2 separate regions of the Homo sapiens genome follow, and region 1 is linked to region 2. The links are chromatin loops, found by intact Hi-C in ENCODE. Cell type or tissue: left ventricle myocardium inferior. All regions are shown on one strand. Links, peaks and the distances in the headings refer to the core of each region. The heading gives the core; the rest is flanking DNA. Region 1 has its middle 7.6 kb from the start of TTC39B. Region 2 overlaps TTC39B (tetratricopeptide repeat domain 39B).

Region 1 (5,382 bases), core at 183-5,182, 100 kb after region 2:
TCTTCAATTCCATGAAGGCTGAGAGAGGTGAGAAGGCTGTAGAAGAAAAGTTGCAAGCTAGCAGAGATTGGTTCATGATGTTTAAGGAAAGAAGCCATCTCCAAAACATAAAAGTACAAGGTGAGGCAGTGAGTATTGATGAAGAAGCTGCAGCAAGTTATCCAAAAGATCTAGCTCAGATCATTGATGAAGTTGGCTACACTAAACAAAAGATTTTCAATGTAGACAAAACAGCCTTCTATTGGAAGAAGATGCCACATAGAATTTTTGTGGCTACAGAGGAGAAGTCAAGGCCTGACTTCAAAGCTTCAAAGAATAGGCTGACTCTCTCATTAGAGACTAATGCAACTGATGACTTTAAATTGAAGCCAATGCTCATTTACCATTCAAAAAATACCAAGTCCCAGCCGGGCGCAGTGGCTCACGCCTGTAATCCCAGCACTTTGGGAGGCCAAGGCAGGCAGATCATGAGGTCAAGAGATTGAGACTATCCTGGCCAACATGGTGAATCCCTGTCTCTACTAAAAATATAAAAATTAGCTGAGGGTGGTGGTGCGTGCCTGTAGTCCCAGCTACTCAGGAGGCTGAGGCAGGAGAATCGCTTGAACCCGGGAGATGGCAGTTGCAGTGAGCCAAGACTGTGCCACTGCACTCCACCCTGGCAACAGAGCAACACTCCATCTCAAAAAAAAAAAAAAAAAAAACCAAGGCCCTTAAAAGTTATATTAAATCTACTCTGCCAGTGCTCTATAAATGAAACAACGAAACTTGGATGATGGCACATCTGTTTACAGAATTGTTTACTGAATATTTTAGGATCACTGTTGAGACCTATTGCTCAGAAAAAAGATTCATTTCAAAATATTGCTCATTGACAATGCAGCTAGTTACCCAAGAATTCTGATGGAAATGTACAAGGAAATTAATGTTGTTTTCATGCCCACTAGCAAAAAATCCATTCTGCAGTCCATGAATCAAGGTGTAATTTTGACTTTCAAGACTTAGTATTTAAGAAATACTTATTTCCTAAGGCTATAGGTTCCATAGATAGTGATTCCTCTGATGGATCTGGTAAAGGTATATTGAGAACCCATAAAGGATTCACTATCCTAGATGCCATTAAGAACATTTGTAATTCATGGGAGGAGGTCAAAATATCAACATTAACAGGAGTTTAGAAGAAGTTGACTCCAGTCCTCATGGATGACTTTGAGGGGTTCAAGATTTCAGTGGAGGAAGTCACTGCAGATGTGGAAGAAATAGCAAGAGAAGTAGAATCAGAAGTGGAACCTGAAGATGTGACTAAATTGCTACACTCTCATGATGAAAATTGAATGGATAAGGTGGTGGTTTTTTTGGTTGGTTTTGTTTTGTTTTGTTTTGTTTTGTTTTGTTTTGTTTTAGAGATAGGGTCTCACTCTGTCACCTAGGCTGGAGTACAGCAGCATAATCATAGCTCACTACAGGCTCAGACTCCTGGGCTCTAACAATCCTCCCACCTCAACTTCCCAAGTAGCTAGGACAACCAGCAAGCACCACCACCACACCCAACTGATTTTTTTCCTGTAGAGATGAGATCTCACTATGTTGCCCAGACCAGTCTTAAACTCCTGGCTTTAAGCAATTCTCCTCTGTTTTAGTCCGTTTTCACACTGCTGTAATGACATGCCGGAGACTAGGTAATTTGTAAAGGAAAGAGGTTTGACTCACAGTTCCACATGGTTGGGAAGGCCTCAGGAAACTTACAATCATGGCAGAAGGGGAAGCAAGCACATCTTACATGGCAGCAGGCAAGAGAGTGAGCGTGTGTAGGAAGAGGAATAGTCAAACACTTAGAAAACCATCAGATCTTGTGAGAACTCACTCACTGTCACAAGAATAGCATGGGGAAACCTCCCTCATGATACAGTCATGTCCCAACAGGTCCCTCCCTCAACATGTGGGGATTGTGGGGATTTTGGGGATTACAATTTGAGATGAGATTTGGGTGGGGACACAGAGCCAAACCACGTCATCCTTCCTCAGCCACCCAAAGCACTGGGATTACAGGTGTCAGCCACCATGCCTAACCTGGAATTGTTTCTTATGGATGAGCAAAGACAGGGTTTTCTTGAGATGAATGTACTCCTGGTGAAGATGCTATGAACATTGTTGAAATGACATCAGCTAATTTAGAATATTACATCAACTTACTTGATAAAGCAACAGGGTTTAGGAGGATTGACTGCCATTTTGAAAGAAGTTCCACTGTGGGTAAAATGCTATCAAACAGCATGGTATGCTACAGAGAAATCTTTCTTAAAGCGTTAACAGATACCAGGCATGGTGGTTCACGGCTGTAATCCCAGCATTTTGGGAGGCTGAGGCGGGCAGATCACCTGAGGTCAGGAGTTCGAGACCAGCCTGGCCAACATGGTGAAACCCTGTCTCTACTAAAAATACAAAAAATTAGCCAGGCGTGATGGCACATGCCTGTAATCCCAATCCCAACTACTTGGGAGGCTGAGGCAGGAAAATCACTTGAACTCAGCAGGCAGAGGTTGCAGTGAGCCAAGATTGCACCATTGCACTCCAGCCTGGGTAACAAGAGCAAAACTCCATCTCAAAAAAAAAAAAAAAAGTTAACTGGTATAGCAGATTTCATTGTTGTCTTATTTGACTAAGTTGCTGTGGCTTCCCCAGCCTTCAGCAATGACCAACCTGACTAGTCAGCAGCCATCAACAACAGGGAAACCTCTTCCACCAGCAAAAAGATTACAAGTCACTGAAGGCTCAGATGGTTGTTAGCATTGTTTAACAATAAAGTATTTTTTAATGAAAGTACATACATTTTTAAGACATAATGCTATTGCATATTTAGTAGACTACAGTGTAGTATAAAGTTATCTTCTATGTGCGCTGGTTAATCAACAATTTTGTGGGACTTACTTTATTGAAATATGTACTTTATTACAGTGGTCTGGAACCAAACCTGTGATATCTCCAAGGCATGCCTTTATGTACCGCCTCTGTCCTGAGGAGACCTCCCCAGGTCTCTGATTCTGTTGTGCGTTTTATTCTGGCATCTTTCTTCTCATATTGCTAGGATCTTTTATTGTCCCACAAATCCAAATATTCTCTACTTTTTGGAGGATACTAGCATCTTTTAAAAATGATATTCTCATTGTATTTCCTGCATAGTTTAATAAACCAGTAATTATTTTGACCATCTTCAGCAATTCTACTCTCACTGCCTCTTTTAGGCCTAGCATTTACACTTCTGATTGGGCACTTTGGGTTTATATTAAGCAGCTCCTAAATTCACCTACCTATAGAAGGAGTCACAGATACAAACCTTTGTAAGAGTTACTCATAGTAACATTTATATTCTAAAATCATTAGCTGGGTGTGATGGCACGTGCCTGTAGTCCCAGCCACCTTGGAGGCTGAGACGGGAGGCTTGCTTGAGCCTATCAGTTTGAAGGGCTGCAGTGAGCTATGGTCACATGACTGCCCTCCAGCCTGGGTGACAGAGTGAGACCCTGTCTAAAAAAAAACAAAATACAAACAAAAAAAAATCAGTTATGACTCAGCACTATAATGATTAGTTCTAAGTGTCTCTAAAAAACAATGTTTCGTTGCCAGGTGCGGTGGCTCACGCCTGTAATCCCAGCACTTTGGGAGGCCGAGGCGGGCGGATCATGAGGTCAGCAGATCAAGACCATCCTGGTTAACACGGTGAAACCCCATCTCTACTAAAAACACACACAAAAAAATTAGCCAGGCGTGGTGGCGGGCGCCTGTAGTCCCAGCTACTCAGGAGGCTGAGGCAGGAGAATGGCGTGAACCCTGGAGGAGGAGCTTGCAGTGAGCCGAGATCGCGCCACTGCACTCCAGCCTGGGTGACAGAATGAGACTCTGTCTCAAAAAAAAAAAAAAACAAAACAATGGTTCGCAAGCTTGAACACACACCTGGAACTCGTTAAAACACAGATTTTTGGCTCCAATCCCCAGGGTCTCCAATTAGGTCAGTCTGAGGTAGGCCCCACTTGCTGCTGCTGCTGCTGCTGCCGCTATGCAATCACGTTTTGAGAACCACTGTTCTAAATCATGGCAAGCAATTTGCACCCTTTCAAGCATAAGCAGCCTACCTGGCTTCCAGATGTAGCCCATCAACTACGAGTTCAGGAGGAAAGACTAGAAAAGTACTTTTGTGTTGTGCTATGGTTTGAATGTTTGTGTCCCCCTAAAATTCATGTTGGAACCTAATGCTCGATGTGAAAGGATTAAGAAGTGGGGCCTTTGGGGAAATGATTAAGTCATAAGTCATGAAGTCTCCATTTTTATGAATGGGAGTAGTGCTCTTATAAAAGAGGTTGAAGGGAGCTGCCTTGCCCCTTCTACCATTTGAGGACACAAACCATCTCTAAAGCAGACGGTGGGCCTTTACCAGACACTGAATCTGTTAGCACTTTCACCTTGGCCTTCCCAGCTTCCAGAACTGTGAGAAATAAATTTCAATTATTTATAAATTAGCTAGTCTATTTTATTTTGTTATAGCAGCCTTCACGGACTGAGACATGTTGCTACTTAGCACATGTGGTCTAACCTAAATGAAAAGCTGTAACAATTTTTCCCTTGGTATTTTTCCTTCAATAAGGAAAAAAATCTAAGCACTGATCTTAGGAGCAGTTTAGGGATGGTCAGAATCTTGTAGCCTCCAGCTGCAGGACTCCTAAACCATAATTTCTAATCTTGTGGCTAATGTTAATCCTACAAAAGCAACCTAGTCCCCAGACAAGAAGGAGGTCGGTTTTGGGAAACGGCTTTCGTCATCTTTGTTTTAAACTATAAATTAAGTTTCTCCCAAAGTTAGTTCAACCTAAATCCCAAAGTGCTGGGATTACAGGCATGGGCCACTGTGCCTGGTTAAAGTGAAACAATTTATGTGACTTTTTTTCATGTGACTCAATAAAACCACTTTATTTTCATAAAATTTTATTTTGTCTGATTGACTGATAAATATACGTAAAGCTTGGTTCTCACTGCTCCAAGCCACAGCCTGACTCCACACAGATAACAGACCATCAGTAATAAAGCCGCATCTCCTAGTCCTTGAGACCTGGGTTTCTGACCTTGAACAGTTTACTTCCATTCTTTTCGTGCCCTGTGTGTGTGTGTGTAATACAGAATGAGGGGTTAACATATATAACCTTCCATATCTTAAAGACTATGGTTCTGGGATTCTAGAGATTAGACTGAAGGAAGACCTTCTTGATCCACAATTATAATGGAAACTGGGATGTGGTGACTGGAATTAGCCAAGAAGATGATTTAACACATTCCTAAAATGACAGATATCTTAAGTAATTTCCCCCAAATGTCATGCTAGCTACTGTGTTG
Region 2 (5,382 bases), core at 286-5,285:
TTCCTCTCCTATAATCAATACTCTAGCTTCACATCATGCAAATGTTCCCAAGTTCTCCAACGTCCATAACAAGTTGATAATACTCATCTAACAAAATAAACAAAACTTCCTAATAAAACACACTCAAAAATATGTCTGACATACACTTGACCATTAGAAACTACTCTGACAGCAATATCCAGAATTGCTCTTGCTCTAATCAGCCAAAGCTACTTCTAGTAGCTTTGTATTTTGTGTTCTCTAGTATGGTATATTCTAGTATTTTGTGTTACCTCTTCAGAGAACATGTTTGACAATGGCAATACAGGCACAGATTCTCCTGGGATGGCAAAAGCTTTATTCTACAATAGTGACATTTGAAGGACTTTTTTTTTTCCTTCTACAGGAATATTTAGATGCTCCTTTCTTGTAAACTATTGTGGACTAGAGTGTAACACTGAAAAGACAGAACTGATCATGAACCTTCTGCCCTAGTCCCAGGGGGCACGTCAAGCAATTGACAGCAACAGGGGTCATTTCCTCCCATCTATCTGATCAGGGTGCCGCAGCCAGCCATTCCTGGATTCTTGAATATTCCTAAATGTCCACAAACCAAGCATCTTCCATACTGTGAAACATTATCATTTTTAAAAGATATCAAAATTACTTTCACTTTGAAAAAAATGTTTAATAGCTTGTGGAAAACTGAAACTCTCAAAGATGAATGCTAAGAATATAAACTGACCTATATGTAGAAAAAAACTGGGAATACCTATAAATATTGTAAGTTTTCAAACTGTCAGTCCTGGTTCTTCCACTTTTAGGAATCTATCTTATGAAATAACTTTTTAAAATGCATGAATCCATATGTATAAGGATTCTAGGACACCATTATTCATATCAGTGAAAAAATAAAAACCATAGAGAAAAGCCAAGTAAAGTACAGTATATCAATCCTATGGAATACCACACAGCTGTTAAACACTCACATGTAACGATCTGGGGAAGTGTCAATGTCAAATTCACATTGTAGGACAACACCTATTATGTGATTCTATGCTTGCAAAAAAAAAATGAACAATCCATGAGCAACAACAAAAACCTTATGTGTACCTTATTTATGTATTTGAGTATGTACACAGAAAAGGCTTCAAAATGAACTATTAACAATGATTTCTTCCAGAGGGTGAGTATGATAGGGAAGAGAAAAAGACATTCCATTTACTTTATATACTTCAGGATGGAATTTTATGAGATGATCATTTAACTATTAAAATCAAGGAAAAAAGTGATCTTTTAAATGACTTTTACCTTCACTCAGTTGCTCCAGGGATCCTCTAGAAAGAAGACTTGAGAAAGATTCTACAACTGTGTATTTTTTCCTGTATCTACATTGAATAAATAAAAAGGGAGATAGAAAATAGAAAAAAAAAATCAGGCTGAGCTCATTTTCATTTGACGTTCATTTCAGTCACTATCACACCAAAGAGTCAAAAAGCTGAAACTCTAAACCCTGAAGTCTATAGGACACAGATCATCCTTTTCCAACACTCTACATGCAGCACTGGCTAGCCATTTGTGGGAACTCAGTCTGTGCTACTGAACACCACGTGGGGAAACCCACACACACCAATGAAAACTAACCTCCAAAGTACCTTCCCTTATCCCTATAACTAAAATCAGTATTTGTGGTAAAATTCTCCACAGGTTAAAAATGAAGTTAAAGTGCAATATTTGGAAGCTCTCTTCATTTGAGGAGCTTACAACACAATTACATCAGGATGTAATTTCACCCATGTTAACCTTCTGATCATGAACCTTCTGCCCTAGTCCTATGGGGGGCACATCAAGCAATTGACAGCAACAGGGGTCATTTCCTCCCATCCATCTGATCAGGGTGCTGCAGCCAGCCATTCCTGGATTCTTGAATATTCCTAAATGTCCACAAACCAAGCATCTTCCATACTGTGAAACACCTATCATTTTTTAAAAGATATCAAAATAACTTACCCCTTGAAAAAAATTTTGATAGGGTCTTCCTATACACACAAAGTAAAGCTTAAAATAAAACTAAAAATCTATCTCATTTTCACCAAACAAAAGTGTTCAAAAACAGGTCCTTCTTAAACAAATAAAACATTCCCTCATGAATTTGCATCTCCCACTTAAAACAAGAATGTTCCTTGTGTGGCTTGGTTTGGCATGCAGTACCTAATGTCATCTACATTGAGAGATGCTTGCTGCTAATCCCACTGAAATCCCCCCGAAATCCCCCCCAGATCTCTGTAGCTCAGACCCCAGGCTATCAAAAAGAAAAGTGGAATATGTAGATGCCAAATGGGAATCCTTCAGCTTCGAGGCTGAATTTCTTTTCTGTAACTGTGGCCAATTTCAAACACAGAGCTTTTGGTCAGGCAAATGACATTATTTTTGTCACACAGGCATAAAAGTTTGCAGTCACATCTTAAGTATTTAATGACTCGTCATACTTTTGGCAGGTTTGTAAAGCGTCCTTCATGGCAGAAATGCCGTTCTGGATGTCCTGTTGCTCGAAGGTCAGGACAGCCTGCAACACCACAATGGTACTGTAGCCCAAGGCATGGTACATACTCTCCTTAGCCCTGGGAAGAACACAGGGAATTCAGACATTTTAATTCAATGGAAATACTGATCATAAGAAATCCTAGTAAATGCATGTCCTGACTTGCACAGTAACCTTTATTCCTTCACCATAATCACTGAAATTATATGGGTGGTGAAAAGTAACCTCTTAAAAACTCAAGTACCAAGGACTTTCCAATGTAAACCCACACAGGCAGAACAAAATGTTCCAGGTTGAAGGGGACAATATGCATTTCCCTATTTCAACACAAGAGGGCAGCCTGCAGGCAGATTGCAAGCAAACTGTTTTCTGTTGAAAAAGGGGCAGCACACGGCCTTTGGCTCTGAAATAAGTGCTAAAATAAAGGCCGCTGGAAATGTATTTTTTGACAGAGAGATTCTGATATATTTTTTCAAAAATAAAGGCTTATATAAAATAATCCCTCTCCTCGCCAGCCAAAGGCCAAGAGCAAACAAGATTTTGGAATAAGTTAGGCTGGTCACAAGAGCCATGACCAAAGTAGTTGTCAGACCTTGTATCTAGTCTAATCCCATTATCTGAAGTTCCTGATTAAAGTTCTTGATATTTCAAATCATCAAGTTACAGTGAGAACTGCTTCAGGATTCTTAAGGATGTTAACTAGAACTAGTCCTAATAGATGGCAGACATCCAGATTCTCGGGCTATGAGAACATCATTTATTTTCTCAAAACTTCTTAAGCTGTATTAATTATTTATAAGGTTTAAAATGGTAATGCATGGTTTTGTTTTTAATTTAAATATTAATGCATAACAGCCTGCTGCCATGCAAAACAAATGCAAGCCACATTATTCTTTGCCTCCATGGAAATAGTCTAAACATCCTTTGGTAATTTGCAGCTTGTCCTGAACATTGAGGGCACTATCTGTTCAAAAGAACCACAAGGAATCAGAGCAGCCCAAAGTTAATCATTAATTGTGGTTTCAAACCTCACATTTTTAACTGAAAGCTCTTTCAAGAAGCAAAAAAAAAAAAAAAAATGATTCAAGTGAGGGAAAAGTATTTTTATTTATTTAATTTTTTTTGAGACAGAGCTTCGCTCTTGTTGCCCAGGCTGAAGTACAATGGCACAATCTCGGCTCACCACAACCTCCGCCTCCCGGGTTCAAGTGATTCTCCTGCCTCGGCTTCCCGAGTAGCTGGGATTACAGGCATGCACCACCATGCCTGGCTAATTTTTTGTATTTTTAGTAGAGACAGGGTTTCTCCCTGTTGGTCAGGCTGGTCTCGAACTCCCGACCTCAGGTGATCCATCTGCCTCGGCCTCCCAAAGTGCTGGGATTACAGGCGTGAGCCATTTAAACACTGAAACATGTACAAAAATCGGAGACTAACCTGACTGAACACAACACTAAATCACCTATTTTCATTCCATGTTATGACCAGCTGTGTGTCAGTGGCAGAGAAAGACTCGTTTGAATAAAAATCAAAGGAGATAATGGATACAAAAATACAGTTAAATGGAAGCAATAACTTCTAGTATTTAATAATAGAGAAATTATAATTAACAATAATTTATCATTATTTCAAAATAGCTAGAAGAGAATAATTATAAATGTTCCTGACACTAAGAACAGATAAATGTTTGAGGTGATGGATAACCCAGTTAACCTGATCGATCACTGAACACTGTATACAGGTAAGGAATTATCACATGTACTCCAAAAATAGGTACAACTATGGCTCATCAATAAAAGCATTTAAAAACCCAAAGAAGACAGGCAAGTAGGCTGAGAAAAGAGAAGGAGAGACTGAGAGAGGGAAAGACAAGCAGACAAAAGGAGGTAGAGACAGGAGACAAAGAAGTCTGAGGGACAGAGGAGGACAGAAGGAAAAAAGCAGAGGACAGGCAAGGTGGAGATTGTGAGGCAAATATTGAAGACAACACTGGAAAATTTCCTTAGACTACAGGGCTTCATTATCGATTTCATCATTTGTTCTTAACCTGTGAAACAATAGCTGACCCATCTTGATTACAGCTATTCTAAATCTTAACACAATTACCATAGCAGCTCCTCAGCAGGTCAATCAATCTCTAAGATTCACATGACCAGAGTCCAGTCACCCTGGTAACCACTCAAAGTAAGGAACGAGATTGCCGACTTTTATGCCCAAGTAATCTTGGAAATTATCATATGAGGTCTAAGCTTCATCTAAGCAAGTGTTTGAGGGCACAATGTACGATTATTCTTGTCAAGACAAAGGCCGAGTAAACAGGCAAGCACAGGTTTTATTGCCACATCTGAAAACTTAACAGGTACTATTAATTGAAATTAAATTGCTTGTTTTTCGAACAAATAGAGAACCCCAATAATAGTCTTCTTATCTTAAATTTCTTAATAGCATTGAGATCAGCATATTCTGGTTTTTCCCCTCCCCATTTCAAAGGAAAATTTTCTCAATAATATTTAAAAGGAACAAACATAAAAACATTTCACTGAAGAAAGCAAAATTGAAGCCTTATAAAACTACTTATAAGATGACAATATCTGAACAAGAGAGATTAAAATATGCAAAACAATCAGAAATTTTCTATTAATTATATTTGAAAACTCAGATTTCTAAATTGAATTTTAAAAGTGACCAAAGTAAAGAGGTCTGAACTAAATTAGCTTATCAATATTCAGATGGGAACAGCTAAATTAATTTACAAGCATGACATCAAAGAATCATCAGAAACATCTGAAAGATATTTTATCTAAAAGAGACAAAGTAAATTACCAGGGGCGAAGCAATTCTAAGGCGTCTGTAAATTTGTTGCT

What was found. A loop is a pair of places that touch in the nucleus more often than their neighbours do. Peaks named below come from ENCODE experiments on the same cell type or tissue, not always from the same donor. Only the 100,000 strongest peaks of a DNase experiment are listed, where the experiment ranks them.
Region 1: a loop joins it to region 2, with 2.0 times the contacts of the local background. A loop is called at or near these places in 32 of 110 quality-filtered maps.

What each region holds. Positions count from the first base shown.
Region 1 is chr9:15,312,143-15,317,524 of GRCh38, forward strand. No RefSeq gene overlaps it. Among named protein-coding and RNA genes, the nearest start is that of TTC39B, 7.6 kb to the left of the region's middle. In left ventricle myocardium inferior, for the core only: no CTCF peak of the experiment used is centred there; no DNase peak of the experiment used is centred there; H3K27me3 peaks cover 465 bases.
Region 2 is chr9:15,208,798-15,214,179 of GRCh38, forward strand. TTC39B (tetratricopeptide repeat domain 39B) reads right to left here. Exons shown (of 20, transcript NM_152574.3): 4 at 5,342-5,382; 5 at 2,469-2,600; 6 at 1,291-1,367. Among named protein-coding and RNA genes, the nearest start is that of TTC39B, 96 kb to the right of the region's middle. In left ventricle myocardium inferior, for the core only: CTCF peaks have their summits at 2,845 (motif pointing right) and 3,058; no DNase peak of the experiment used is centred there; H3K27ac peaks cover 778 bases.